Regions from separate parts of the Homo sapiens genome. Here all the other regions are linked to region 3. The links are chromatin loops, found by intact Hi-C in ENCODE. Cell type or tissue: dorsolateral prefrontal cortex. All regions are shown on one strand. Links, peaks and the distances in the headings refer to the core of each region. The heading gives the core; the rest is flanking DNA.

Region 1 (4,903 bases), core at 443-4,442, 87 kb after region 3:
GAGCTCCGCCTCCTGGGTTCACGCCATTCTCCTGCCTCAGCCGCCCGAGTAGCTGGGACTACAGGCGCCCGCCACCACGCCCAGCTAATTTTTTGTATTTTTAGTAGAGACGGGGTTTCACCGTGTTAGCCAGGATGGTCTCGATCTCCTGACCTCGTGATCCACCCGCCTCGGCCTCCCAAAGTGCTGGCTACTTCTTCTTTAGAGTACAACCTATGGGCTCTTTGACAGCTGTTTTTAGATTCAGCTGTCAAAGGCTGAATCTAAAAGGCCCTTTTAACGTCTCTGGGTTTGCGTCTGTGCTCCAAGTGGAGCAGATTATTTTAGAATTGCACTGAATCAACAAAAGACAATGCATGTAAATGTGTCTACCACATAGAGGAGGCAACATGTTTGGTGATATAAGTTATAGAAGTTTCATCTGCCTTTTCTGCCTTCCTGTGTCTGTTTTGCTTTTTTCTGATCATTGTATCTGTTAAAGTTCCTTCCGGGAAGAACAGCGGGAGCTGAGTATCTCCTGGGGTTTTGCCACTGGAGCATCCCAGGAGCCACTGAAATGAGAGGGCCCCTGATGCAGACAGGGAGATGACAGAGAGCTTGGCACTGAGCCGTGCAGCAAGCAGGCTCAGGCAGAGAATGTGCAGGCAGGAGCCCCCGACAGGAGGCCAGTAAAGAGCACCGGCTTCTGAAGAAGGAAAATTGAGAAGAGCTTGTGCTGAAGAAGTTGGAACCAGTCATGCTAGTGAGCCGGACTGAGATTTCTGAAAGACAGTAAAAAAAAAAAAAATGCAAGTGTGCACCTTCTTCTGAGTACTTCCAAGGTAACTAGAGCCGCTGTAAAACACTAGTGCTTTTCCTCTGTATCCCCAGTAAAAGGAGAATCCAGCCCTAGTTGCCTTCCTGGGGGAGGAACTTTTGAATGCAGGAGGTGGAGGTGATATTTCAGGACTTAGCATTTGGCAAACAGTTGGCTCCAGAGCCCAACATTGCTTCTGGCCTCAGGAAAATGCTGGATGGAGAGAGTCTCCAGCATTGGCCAGCATGGCATTACTCAGGGAATTTCCTTGTTTCTTTTCTTTTTCTGTTTGGTGGCCAAACTGTTGGAAGAGGATAATCTTCTCATCTTGTTTCTTTCAGTCCCGAATTTATTAATCACTTTAAATGGTTATAACTCCCCCAGTTTTATTTGAACTCTTCAGCTTTCTTTTTAAAAAGTATTTTGCTTCTTTCTCTGGGCTGGCCCTGTGTCTTTTTGTCTCACTCTATTTCTTGCTGTTTGTTTCCATGTCTCATGGCCCAATTCCATTTTGTATCTCTCTGTATTTGCTCATAAAGCTCTGTCTTTAATTGTCTGTCTGTCTTTTTCTTTCCTTTCTCCTGGGTCAGGCAGGAAGTTAAGGCAGACAGACAGCTGGTCCTTTTCTTTATTTGGAATAAAAAATGGCTTTGGTGGCTGATGACAGGCAACTTGGGCTTATATGATCCTGGGAAGCCGCAGCAGCAGGACAAGAGGGGGAGCTTTTCCATCCTGCCTCCAGGTCTCATTTTCACAGGGACATTTCCTACCAGGAAGGAGCCTTGGAGATGAAGCTGGATTTTCCATCCAGAGTCTTCCGAGGCACTTAGTTCTTCTTTGAGGGGTTCAAGTGGTCCAGCTCCAAGTGTGTGTGGTGGGGAGAGGACCACTCCTAGGTTATCAGCCTTGGGCTAGGTCTGGGAGGGATAGAACTGTAAAGGACACCAGCCCTGTTTCTGAGGACATGGAAAGACTTTCTCCTCAATTTGGCATTTAACACCCTTCATGAGTTGGCCTCAGCCTGTCCCCTACTGTTCCCCTCACACCTTGTTCTAGTGTCTGAGTTTCTGGCTGCCTCCATGGTTCTGGTTCTTCCTAATGTGCACTGGTACAAGCTCTGTCCTCTGACACTCTTGTCAACTGCGGCAAACTCCTGTTCATCCACTGGTTCCAACTCAGACGCCACCTCCTCTGTGAAGTCTCTCCCAACTCCAGGGAGAGTTACTTACTCTCTTCTGAGTAGATGTTCTTGCCTTTATTGTCCTCCCATGGTCTTATAATTGTCTACTTAGGTGCCTGTCTTCCCTCTAGACTGTGATCTCTTTGAAGGCAAGCATGATGCCTTATTTATTATATCCTTAATATCTGGCAACTAGTAAGAGGTTAATGCTTGTGGAATAAGAACTAGGAAAAACAATTTTAGGAGTTATATGATCAACACTAAGCTGTGTGCTGAAACTGTGAGTGCTGTCGGACCTTGGAGAAGAAGGGGAGGGGTTAGCATGGGGTTTGAGGGAGACCAATGCCTCCTTCTGCATGTGTACCCCACACTTGCAACAGAAGGTCAGTGGGACAGAAACAGTGGCATCACCCAGTGCTTGCTGGAGTCCAAAGTGCCCGGTTTGGGGAATGGAATTTCTAATGTGTTTCTTTTCCTGTGATCTATCTCCCCTGCCAATGCTGCTCCTTGGAAGACCAGGACCAGAGACCATGCTGGGAAGCCTGGCTGCTCTTTGAGGACTGAGATGAACTTAGCAATGCAGAGAAGAACAAAGAGAGGCTTGTGCTCACCGTGTTCCAGAGGGATCACCGTGTTCCCTTTGTTCATTTGAGGACATGAATACAACTATGGTCTTTGGACAAAAGGCATATGCCAGGCAGTATGAATGGTCTCTCTTGTCTGTGCAATTAGTATGTAAGAGCACGTGAACTGGTGCCTGGGACCTCTACCTGTTTTAGTATGATAGCACCACAGTAAAGGGCCTGGACTTTGTATGAGCTTGGGAAAATCATGTCACCTCTGCAAGTCTTGGTTTCCCTGGGTGTTAAATGTCAATTTAAGTAAAATGCTATCTACTTTGTTTTGGAGACTTTCTATGAGAATCTGATAAACTATAACCTGTGAAAGAGTTTCAAAAGTTGTAAAAGATTGAAGGGTGAGTATACGGTGCATGATCCTTTACAGGGTTCTTGAAAATGCAGTTACTCCAAGGGGCAGTGCTAGCAGAAGCTCATAGCTCATTCTCCTGATTAGAAAACCTTTTTGGGGAAAGGGCTCAGGTTTATTTCTGGTTCTAACATGCTCAGTTTAATGCAACATATTTCAGCTTCTTATGGAATCTCTACCATATGCTAAGCCTGTGCCAGGCAAAAGGGGGTGGTGTGGCATGGAGATTAGTCATAGAGAAGTTCTGTCCCCCAGGATCACCAAAGGACCCATCTTCCTCTGATAGAGCCCTCTGCCGACTTAGTTGATCTTCGCTCTTGGCAAAGCCACATGTACGGTAGCCCAGGTCCTTTTGAAAGGTAGTGTTTGTGGCAAGAATTAAAGCAATAACACCCTACTTTGGAGGTACAAGCTCAAGGTGGTGAGGGTGATGGCAGGAAGAGGCAAGTGAATCAAGGAAAGATGGAAGCAATGCAATGCCACCTGCCCCTCTGCTAGCCAGAGGTTTATGTGAACCTTGCAGTGACACATTAGTTCCTCAACAGGCACAGCCGCTTGGCGTACTGGGCTGCGTGGGAAGGTTGGTGAGGAAAAAACACGCTTTGAAGTAATCCACATTGGGAAGAAAAGAGGATATTTATCTGTCCAATTACTTTCCAGTTCCATTTCTCACTGGTCAAGGTTATATCCAGAGGAAATCATAGCCCCTGGTGGATGCTCAGTAAGCCAGATCCCATGCTCATGATACTGTGCTTCATGCGAGTGGAAAAGTGGGGGAAAGCTTGGCACAAGTGGGCTCCAGCCCACAGAAAGAGAGAAAGAGACAGCCGGGAGCGTCTCAGAAGGCACACAGGTGTTTGGTCCTATTCCCTGACCTTCTCCTACTCCAGGTTAGGAGAGCTTGGAATCCAGTGGAGTGTGGGGGTGAATATGGCTCCACTTCTAAATCCCTTCCTTCATCTCCATCCACTGGAAGCGATTGCATCCTGCTGACAGGTTCCTCAGCTCTGAAGCCTCATCCAAGGGCTTAACAGGAACAGAGTGACTGCCGTGGCTCCACCTCAACCTCTCCTGCAGACCGATCCAGCCTTATCCTTTCCACAATCCCTTACGAGAGGCCTGGATTCTTATTAAGAAACACTATGGATTTTTAGAGTAAAAATGTCTATAGAGAGACTTCAGAAACAGTCTGGGGAGATTATAAAGAAATGTGGGCCAGTTGTCCAAGGAGATTTTATAGAATATTCAATAGCACTCATGTCATAAAAGGCCTGTGGAGGTTTGCATAGCTGAGGCTGGCCCTGAATTATGATTCCCTGATGCAGAGCCCAGCAAAAGCTCACAGCATCCCAGACTAGGGCTTGATGCTGCTGTGCTTGTAAAAATAGAGCCACCTCACCTCACTCAAATGCAGTGGGGATATTAATTTCCAGGGCTGGAGTTCAATTTCATAGAAAGACAGAGTGGAAAATAGAGCTGTCTTTTCAATCCCAGTGGTCATAATAGAACCCCACCCTGCACCTCTCTGGAAACTGTCTCCCAGCCAGCTCCCAGACACACTGAAACGTACCTTGTGCTTTGCTTTCAATGATAACTGGAGCTGGGTAGCCACAGGGACAGCAATTACTGTCCACAGATGAGGAACCTGAGGCATTTGGAGGTTAATCTACTCTCTCACAGGCACAGAGCGAGGCAGAGGATGTGCCAGTTTGAAAGTCCTCCTCCTGAGTGGGAGCAGACGACCACAGTTACATTCCACTTTTATGGAAGAAGGAGAGTTATGAAGGTGCAGGCCTACTGTGTGCTAGGCCCTGCATGAAGTGCTTGACATTCACACTCATTCAGTTTTACAGTGAACCTGACAGGTCAATATTTTCTCCATTTATTAGGAAACTGAGATTCAGTGAGACAAGGACATTTGTTCAAATAAATCTCGTAAC
Region 2 (4,903 bases), core at 443-4,442, 710 kb after region 3:
AAGAATGCACTTTTAGCTGATGTGACAAATGGAAACAATTGTGCAGTGCATTTCCGTTCAATATGTGTATATTTTTCTGTAGTCAGAGAAAGGCCATGATAATTCACTACAGACAGTGTTTGATCAATTTTCTGCTGTAGCCATCTTGTCTGATGGTTTGGGCATTATCAGGGGAGGGCCTAGAGGCCTAGTGGGACTCTTGTCTGTGGCGTGCTACACTAAGTCTCAAGAAAGAAAGACTACTGTGGAATGATAGCTGAATTGAGGGAAGAAATTAAGAGTTTCAATATCAAACCAAACCAATAATGATTGAGCCTAAGGGACTGGATAATAGTCTTAAAAATCTAATAAGCATAGTCTAATTTCTCCAGTTTAGTTTTCCTATAACACATATTCAAATGTCAAATACATTCTGCTAGGATAAGTAAAAGAGGCTTGATATCATATGCCATATTTTTCCAGCAGGTCATCTGGATGGAAAAATGTACAAAATGTATCGAGCTTTAATGAAGCTTAGAAAAGTTCATGGATGACACACCAATAAACAGTGACTAGAGAAAGACAGACCAACTTTGAGCTTCAGAGATCCAGAACAGGAAAAAAAGGTCACCTTGTGCACCCCTTCTAAGATGGCACACCCTCCACTAGGTGGACACGAAATGGAAGCTAGGGTGGCATTTATACTCTTCTTAAAATAGCAAAAGAATTTGTCATTCAACTGGTAGCAGATTTTCTTTTTGCCTTTACACTTGCTACGTGAAAGCTGCCTTTATATGAGTGTCACCAGCTTGTCATTTTATAAATCACTGCTGCCTTGCCAAATAGATATGTGCATCGGTAAGACTGTCCTTTTTTGCATAAGTCTCATAAATCAACATCACTGAACAATTCTCAGCATAGGTAGTCTTTTAAATTTAAAATTGGGATACATAAAAAAGACTGTGATGTGGAAAAAAATCTCTTAAGAAATTATGTGTGTTTGTTTGCGAGAGTGAAAAAAAAGAGAGATTGAGCCAGAGAGAAAGTTTCCCTCATTCAGATGCTCTGAGTTATGAGCCAGAAGGCGCAGCAATGCTTGAAGGAGAAGAACAAAGGTGGAGTTTTACTTTGTAGGGTGGTAAAGGTTTGCATTTTATGACCCCTGGAAAGGGTCCTCTTTGAAGTCACCTCAAGTATCACTGGACTCACTAGCCTTCCCTAAAATACATGTTTACAAGAAAAAGAACGTGATGAATGTGATGTCCAAAGAAGGTGACAAATGGATTAATTTCAACTAAAAACAGTGATAACTTCAGCTTATTAAGTGCTTACTCTGGGTTGCATACTTCCTAAACACCTTTCTACAAGAACACATTCAATCCTCACCAGAAATATCCAAGATGGGCACTATTGTCACTGTCTTTTCATAGAAAAGGAAACTCAGGCATGGAGCTATTATTAAGTAACTTGGATAAGGTGACACAGTTGATAAGTGGCAGAGCTGGGTTTGGACACAGACATTCTGACTCCAGGGTTCATGCTTCTTCAGAAGAAAACTACAATCTACTTATAGATAGGCTCAAGTTGATAAATGAACTCCATGAGTAGGACCCTGTTTTCCTTGATGATCGGTGTAGACATTCTTAGAATATGGTCTCAAATTTGATAATGCCCTTGACCTTGCTTTAAAGTTCTTTCCAAAATAGATTCTATCTTGTGTGAAATCCTGAAGGTGATAGAATGGACCATGACTTTCAATAGTGATTCACGGAGCAACCCAAGTTTAGCATAATAACTGCTGGACAGATCTATGGCTAACTCAAGAATATCCCTGAAAGCCTGAAATCTGGGTAGTGCAAGGGTTCTAAGAACAGATTTGGTGACGAGCCTGTGACCAAAGTGTACTGTCAGCCAATTTGTACATGCATGATCCATGATAAAATTGCTTCTCCTCTCCTTAACTCATTTACTCATCTCTAAAACAAGTAAAATGATACTGGTCTCTTAGAGATTGTTGGTGAGATTACATATTCTTGGCCCTTAGTAAACATCAACAAATGATAGTCATTATTACATTTTGGCTTGAATGGCTGTTGCTGCATCTTCGCTGAGGGGTTCCACATTCCACGATTAGGTTTTCAGAGCTTTGCTAAAAGCCTTGTAGTGACTTGTAGTGACGAGTTGGAGCATCACCCAATCCTACACTTCAGTTATGAGAAGGAAGAGGACTTACCTTGAAGAACCACTTCAAGAAAGAAGAAACACTCTGATTCTTTAGAATATGAACATTTTGAGTCAAACTAGAGATGCATATTTCAGAAAAAAAAATTATTGCGGTCAGGGCAATGTTGTCCATACTAGAATATTTCATACTTTAGTGAAACGGAATGAAGGAGATATATATATATATATCCCCTTCTCCACCAATGTTAGTCTAATTAGCTGTGCCTATTACTGAATAAGGTCTTTTTTTTTTTTTGGTAAGAAACCTCAAATTATTAAAACTAGATTATGTATAAATAATTGACTAGAAACAGATTATTTTACTCTCTAAAAATGCATAAACCAGAGTATATGGTAATTTCACATTCACTGAACCCCTTTCCCTCTTCTTCTTTTCCCTGGGGCCTCACAGGTAGGTATCCCTAGAGGTATGAGGTACCTCCCTATTCATCTTGTGATAATAATATACAACAAAGATTAATTAAGAAGGTCCCTTTCTAGTATTAAAATGAATCTTTCAAGGAGGTCCATTTGAAATGGCTCAGATGTTATGTGCCATGTCATAGCTTTTCACTTAACAGGTCTGAAGGTAATCATGTCTGAGAAAAGATGAAAGGAATCCAACATGTGGGGCCTGAAAAATAATGACAAGTCTAGAGAACAGGCCAGATAAAAGGAGGGTAAAGGGCATTGTCAGCGTGCCACACAGCGGCTTTGGTTCAATCGGCACACACTGGAAAAATGATGAAAAAACGCACAAAGAGCACACTGTGCCTTCATTCCCCACGTGTCTTGATAAACAGTGGGCAGAGAGATGAAGGCCCTGTTCCCCGGATAACTTGCTGTGCAGGAGGAGCACCTCTCCCTCCCTGGCTCACTTTCCTTTCTCTCTCCTCAGCTCTCCGCATTTGTTTTTCACATTCTCCAAAGTATTATACTTTCTTCCTTTTTCATACACCTTTGATATTTCTATTTCATCTCGGCCCTGATACATCCAGGTTTTTAGCTAAAAGTTTCTGTGTGCATGTGTGTGTTTTATTTCATCAAGCAGAATTTAGTCTATGGTTTGTGTATTTCAGAAGCTCTGTGTTTCAGCTTCTCTTCCCCTGGTACACTGAGCTCCTGCCCCAAGCTCAGGCCGCCTGTGCATGACAGGTATGAGGCCAGCATTCTGTGATTCACCTGGAAAACACAAGTCCCCACTTCTTCCTCATTTCTGTGCCTCTCTGGAGGGAACCCTGGCAGCCCTTGCCTCAGTTTCTGGGACAATCCAGGCAGCTCTCCATCACTGGAGAACACCAGATGGAATGGATGGAGGCAATTTTTCAGAAAGTACTTTAAGAGCGGCTTCCTCAGTGGTCTTTCCAGCTGGAAGCAGAGCGTCCAGAAAGCACCGCATTCTCAGCGCTGTTTCATTGCCTCAAGAGCTACAGATGGCTTCCCCAAGCACCTGAAGTCGATGCTGCTTGCCTGGATGGAATAAGCTGCAAGCTGCAGAAACTCTTGTCTTTTCACAGTGGAACTCAGACTCCAGTTTCTTTCTGCCTTGAGAGTGAAAGAAAGGAGAAGACACAGAGTAGGAAAGAGCCAGAAGGTGGAGAAATTAATGTTTAATGCTTGATACTCCCGGGGCCTGGCCAGCTGCTCAAAAAAAGGTACATAAGGGGATATTTATAATATTGCTTCCTGTGGCCACACGTAAGCAAGACTTTGAAAATGGCCCAAGTCTCTTTCTCCGGAAAGATGTGGGTTTACTAGTTGAGTTTGAATTGATTGCATGATTCTTGCATGTTACTAAGTATAGCAGTTTTTCTTATTTTCCTTCTTTCTTTTTTTTTTCTTTTCTTACTTTTTGACTTGACAAACAGTGGGTCGAGGGTCAAGGCCCTGTTCTCCCTGGAGAACTTGCTGTGCGGGAGGATCCCCTCTCCGTCCCTCCCGGGCTCACTTTCACTTCCCTCTCCTCAGCTTCTGTCCATTTGATCCTCACATTTCACTGTTTAGTTCTGCTAATATCAGCCAGTGGTCCACTTGGCTGGGATCAAGGTACTGTCATAAGAAGCCACTGGCATTAGATAGTTTCTGCCATGTTAATGATTCTTCCATTTGCTTTCTATTTTTGCTGACTGTTGGGAGCTGTGACTGCGGGTAACTGGCTGATCTGGCATGGAAAAGGTTTTACAAGAACAAGTTAACCTGTGACAGATGTCAGAAAGGCAGGCAGAACTGATCTTTGGTTTTGCTGAGCTACCTTTTGGAGGCCACCAGTGGTTACTTGGTGTTGGGTCCAGGACTGTGCCGCTGTCAGTTGAGACCTCACAGCTGCTGCCTGTTGTCATGACAATTATTTAGAGAAACTTTTTTTGATTGATATGATTCACATATTTTTCTTATTACTCCATCCAAAATCAAGTTTCAAGTCTTGTGATCTTTCTTTCCACATTGTGCCCTGCTTCCTAAGCCTGCTAAGAGCAGACAGGCACCAGGAAAGAATCTATCTAGCCAGATAGAAACCATTTCAGGCAAGGCTTGTCCTCTACCCTCATCACTTCTCAACCATTGGGGCTGAGGAGTGAAAGGAAAGAGTAGTGCTGATAACCATAAGCTCCCAACTCCCTAGAAGCTTGTGGGCTAGTGGTTACATTGGAGCAAGCTAGCTGGGATGCATATGCCCTGTTTTCTTCAAGATGGGGTACCATCA
Region 3 (4,903 bases), core at 294-4,293:
ATAATTGAAATGTTAATCATGTGATTTAATATTTAGAATAGTTTTCCTAAATATGAAATTAAATTATTAAATCTATTTTATTTTTGAAAAAATGACATTAAGCTTTGTTCTGTAACACATCTGTCTGATCATGTCACCACCTTTATCCTTCCGGCCTTCATCTCTTTACATACCTCCTGGGTATCTTCACCTATTCTCTTCTACCATCCTGCTTATTCTCACATACTGAGCAAATGTTTGTTTCTTGCTAAATTTTTAAAAGTTCATTTATCTTATCACTCTACTAGGGCTACAAGCTTCTGGGCAGTGACTGGACCTTTTCTTTCTCTTCCTTTTTTTTTTCTTGACAGGGTCTTCCTCTGTCATCCAGGCTGGAGTGCAGTGGCACGGGCAAAGCTCACTGTAATCTCAAACTTCTTCGCTCAAGGGATCCTCCCTCCTTAGTCTTCTCAGTAGCTAGGACTACAGGCATGTACCACTACACCCAACTGATTACTTTTTGGAGAGACAAGGTCTCCCTATGTTAGCCAGTGTATTTTCTTCGTATATTATGGTGCTTAGGATATATGGTCAGCATGTAGGAGGAGCTCTGATTACTCAATTAAAAAGTTTACCCACATGTTCTGAATTATTCTGCCTTCAATTTAAGATGTGTTTTACTCTTTCTCGTGGATTATATTGAAGAACACATCCATATTTTTCCATTTACCGATACGATGTGCCAACCAATTGTTTGAGGTGTATAGCTTCATTTCTTACATCTCCCCTGAAGTGTAGACCCGTATATTCTATTGTGTCCTTGACATTTTCACGAGGATGCCTAAAAGGCAATTTAAATGTATGTTTTAAATTTAATTCTTGTCTTCCTCCCCCATACCTGCTCTTTCCCCAGTGTTCTCCACCTTAGTGATTGGCTTCTGGTTCACCTGGTTGTCATGACAAAAACTTTAGCATTATTGTTCATTGCTGTTTTTCTGTCATATCCCACAGGCATTCCTATTGGCGTTCCCTTTAAAACACAGCCCTCTTAACCTTTACCCCCTCCACTCCACCATCAGTTTCTCACCTGGATTACTGCAACAGACTGCTCTTCGGCCTCTCTGCTACTCCCTTTGCCCACCCCCCAGCACACACCAAGTCTGTTCTTCACATAGTCGGAGCCAATGAAAACCCAAATGTGATCATGTCCGAAACTTCCAAGGGCTCTCCTCCACATTTAAATAAAATTCACAGAATCTGTACAGCCTGCAAATCCCTGCACATCTGGCCCTTCACTGTCTTTCTGACCTCATCTCCCACTATTCCCATTACTCACATTCTCTAGCCACACTGTTCCTGTACAGATCTTTAACCACGTTTCTGCCTCAGGTCCTTTGTACACGCCATTGCTGCCCCAACATACTTTTTCTCAGGAATATATACATCTCTCACTTAAGTCTATTGTTTAAACATTGTCTTATTATAGAGGTGAATCCTGACCATTCTTCACAAAGTAACATATTCTCATCTCCGTAACTGTTTCCTTACTCTATTTTACTTCATAACCTTAATGCCAAACTCACATTATAATGCAGATATATTTTTATCTTCCTCCACAAGAATGTAAGTTTTTTAAAGGAAGAAATTTGCTTGTCTTTTTCACTGTAATCCCTGTACTTAGGGAAATTGCTGACATATAATATGTCCTTTTAAAATGCAATTTTTGAGTGTGACCGAATTTCTCTCTGTGCTCAATTTAGAGTACATCTGCTTTCTTATTTGTTGTTCTGCATGAGATTGGGCTCCATTTTTAAGATTGCTGGACTGTATTTTCTAAGGATGTCTTTAATTTGTGCATTATTAAACTTATAACCTTCTGAATTATTAATTTGATTGTGCATTCCTTTTAGGATAATTCATCATATATTTCATCTTTGATAAGTCATTCTTAGGAAGATGGAGTGAAAAATAAAGATATCTTTTAGAATTTAAAAGTAGAAATTTTGGCCACCAGATGGAGACCCAGTACTGACTTTTTGTGATAGGTTGACTATCCGAGAGAAGTAACCTTAAGAATACATGCTTAAACTGAAATGCATTTTTTTTACTCCTCATTTGTATATTTCTAGCAACTTTACTCATTAGAGATATTATTACCTATATCAAGGAAGGTGTGGAGTGGTTAGCAAGTTGTACTAGAGAAGAATCATAGAATATAAAGCAACCAGAGGCGAATGTATTTGAAGATCAGGGTTCTTAGCTGATTCTCTGGTAAAGTAAGGTCAGAAGAGAACAGGCTGTTGAAGAAAGTGAAAATGTGCGGGTAATGCTGAGTGATGGAATGTTAGAGCCAAGGGAAATGTGTTAGAGGGGAAAAGGGCCAGACAGGAAAGAGTTCAGAAGGGAAAAATAACTTGTGATAAAATAGGTGTAACTACAGCGTGCCTTCCTGACACAGCAGAGTAGAGAGACAATAAGAGTCATAAAGTAGATTTCAGAACGTCTTTGGTGGCAAGGATCTTCTAACTGGCCAGGCAGGTTGGATCTGCTTGTTCATTCCCAAATGAATGGGGACATTGGCTGACTTTATCACTCTATCTCTTTTATTTTTGGAATCATTTTTCCACAGTGCCATGTAATGTGGAGACTACATGTACCACATGAGGTACCTAAATATAACAATAAATACATTTCCTCTGGAGTTCTTAGCAAATAGGATTTCTTCATACTTGAAAGAAGAAACACCCCAGAAGGGAGAATTAAATAATTTTTCAATTTTTACTCACTGAGTTTTATTTACCTTACTTTCAGCAGTGGCCACACAAAAAAATCTCTTTATGCCAATGCCAGGAGGAGAAAAATAGTTCATAGCTTACATGCTATTTGACCTAAACATTAGAAGAGAAATTTGCCTTTTGTTTCATCGTCACCTTACGAAGAGGTTGATGATCTCTGCTCTGTTTTTCTTTCACCCCACAAACAGCAATAACCTTTTAATTGCTCTCTCTGCCTCTGCTCTCTTTTCTGTCCAATTTTGGCCCTCTGCAATCCTATGAAGCTAATTTACCTAAAACAAAAATGACCCAGCTGTATTTTTTTTTCCAACTAAAATCTGTCAGAGACTGCATTGAGTGCAGGGTAGAATCCAAACTCGTTAGCATAGCGAATTCTCCTGACCCTGACCCTACCTAGATTCTAGACTTGATGTTCAGCTCAGGTGTAACTTTTGAAGCCTTCCTTAACTCTTCTAGCAAAAGTGATAGAGCCACCTCTTTCGTGTTGTCATGGTTTTGTTTGCACTGTTACAGTAATCCCTTCTTATGTGTAGTTTTGCTTTCCACTGTTTCGGTTACCTGCAGTCAGCTGCAGTCCAAAAACAGGGGAGTCTAGTACAATAAGGTATTCTGAGAGAGTGAGAGAGACCACATTTACGTAACTTTTATTACAGTATATTGTTATAATTATTGTTGTTAATCTCTTACCATGCCTAATTTACAAGTTAAACTTTATCATCGGTATGTATGTGTAGGAAAAAAAAACATAGTACAGGGTCCCACATCCACAACCCAAATCGATGGGTTCAGTCAACTGCAGATAGAAAATGTGACAACAAAAATAACAAAAATATTTTATTGAAATATTTTTTATTTCAATAAAAATAACAAGACAACAATAAAAAATGATACACATAAAACAATATGGCCTCTTGGGCAATGTAAATATAAATTTACATAGCATTTACATTGTATCGGGTCTTATAAGTAAGTTAGAGACAATTTCAAGTATACGGGAGGATATGCATAGGCTATATGCAAATACTACACCATTTTATATCCAGGACTTGAGCATTTGCAGATTTTGGTATTCATGGGGGTGCTAGAGCCAATCCCCCAGATGTACTGAGGGATGACTGTATATTTCTGTTTTGGTATGACCCATGGTTTTATGGAATCCACTGAAGGTCTTGGAACTATCCCCTGAAGATAAGGGGGACTACGGTATTAAATCACTTTTCACCTTATGTTGTATTTAATTTTATTGATTTTGATCTTACATAGGTTTTGAGTTCCTTGAGATCGGGGATCCTATTTCCCAAGGTCTTCAGTGAAAGAATTATTTACTGAGAATTATTGTTACCGAGAGAGCAATTAGCAAATTTTTTTGATGAACCTTTCAATTTTGTTTCTGTAACCTTCCAGTTTTGGTTTTGTAAAAAACTATAGTATCATTTATTTTCTGTCATTGTTTTCTACAGACTTTAGATAACCAATCTGATTTAAAAATTGTTTGCATTTTAATGTTCAAAACCAAAATAGCCTCTTGGGCAAATAGAAAAACAAAGAGGGTATTGTTATTTTAACCTCTTATAATGTAACTCATTCATTGCCTTTATAGTACATCATGAATACAATTTAATAGAATCATTTTCTCTTTTAATAGTTACATACAAATTGAACACCAATAAGGTTAATCAGTAACCATGTAGTATTAATCAACATGAAGAATCAGTTTCAATCTACATACTCCCTCTCAAAACTGCTTACATCAAATGCACCGAAACAACAGTATAGAAATTGACTGAAGTACAGGATAGTGAGTACTAGTAATCCCAATATTGAGGAATACTTTAGGATTCATTTATTTATTTATTTGGCAAACATTTATTCAGCATCTACTATTTGTCAGGCACTGTCCCTGACCTGGAGAATATCTGTAAATAAAAGAGTCAGCTCTCAACTCTCATGGAATTTAACATCTCATTTTGGAGACAGACAGTGAGAAGTAAACAATAAATGAGCAATATGATTTTGGATAATGGTAATTGCTGTTAGGAAAATCAAGCAGAGGAATAATGTATAGAATTGATGAAATGTGAAGAAGCAGTTTTACTTTTTTTTCTCATCTAAAAGATTATGTGAGCAAT

The links. A loop is a pair of places that touch in the nucleus more often than their neighbours do. Peaks named below come from ENCODE experiments on the same cell type or tissue, not always from the same donor. Only the 100,000 strongest peaks of a DNase experiment are listed, where the experiment ranks them.
Region 1: a loop joins it to region 3, with 12 times the contacts of the local background. A loop is called at or near these places in 5 of 110 quality-filtered maps.
Region 2: it touches region 3 in a loop (8-fold over the local background); 2 of 110 quality-filtered maps call a loop at or near these places.

The regions. Positions count from the first base shown.
Region 1 is chr2:21,261,203-21,266,105 of GRCh38, forward strand. It overlaps LOC105374317 (a long non-coding RNA gene), which reads left to right. Exons shown (of 4, transcript XR_002959373.2): 2 at 2,496-4,903. Among named protein-coding and RNA genes, the nearest start is that of TDRD15, 140 kb to the left of the region's middle. RefSeq lists a silencer at 4,242-4,411. In dorsolateral prefrontal cortex, for the core only: CTCF peaks have their summits at 2,589 and 2,806; a DNase peak (open chromatin) is centred at 2,589; H3K27ac peaks cover 4,000 bases.
Region 2 is chr2:21,887,285-21,892,187 of GRCh38, forward strand. No RefSeq gene overlaps it. Among named protein-coding and RNA genes, the nearest start is that of LINC01822, 180 kb to the left of the region's middle. In dorsolateral prefrontal cortex, for the core only: a CTCF peak has its summit at 2,943; a DNase peak (open chromatin) is centred at 2,957; H3K27ac peaks cover 438 bases.
Region 3 is chr2:21,174,022-21,178,924 of GRCh38, forward strand. No RefSeq gene overlaps it. Among named protein-coding and RNA genes, the nearest start is that of TDRD15, 53 kb to the left of the region's middle. In dorsolateral prefrontal cortex, for the core only: CTCF peaks have their summits at 2,007 (motif pointing right) and 2,208; no DNase peak of the experiment used is centred there; H3K27ac peaks cover 925 bases.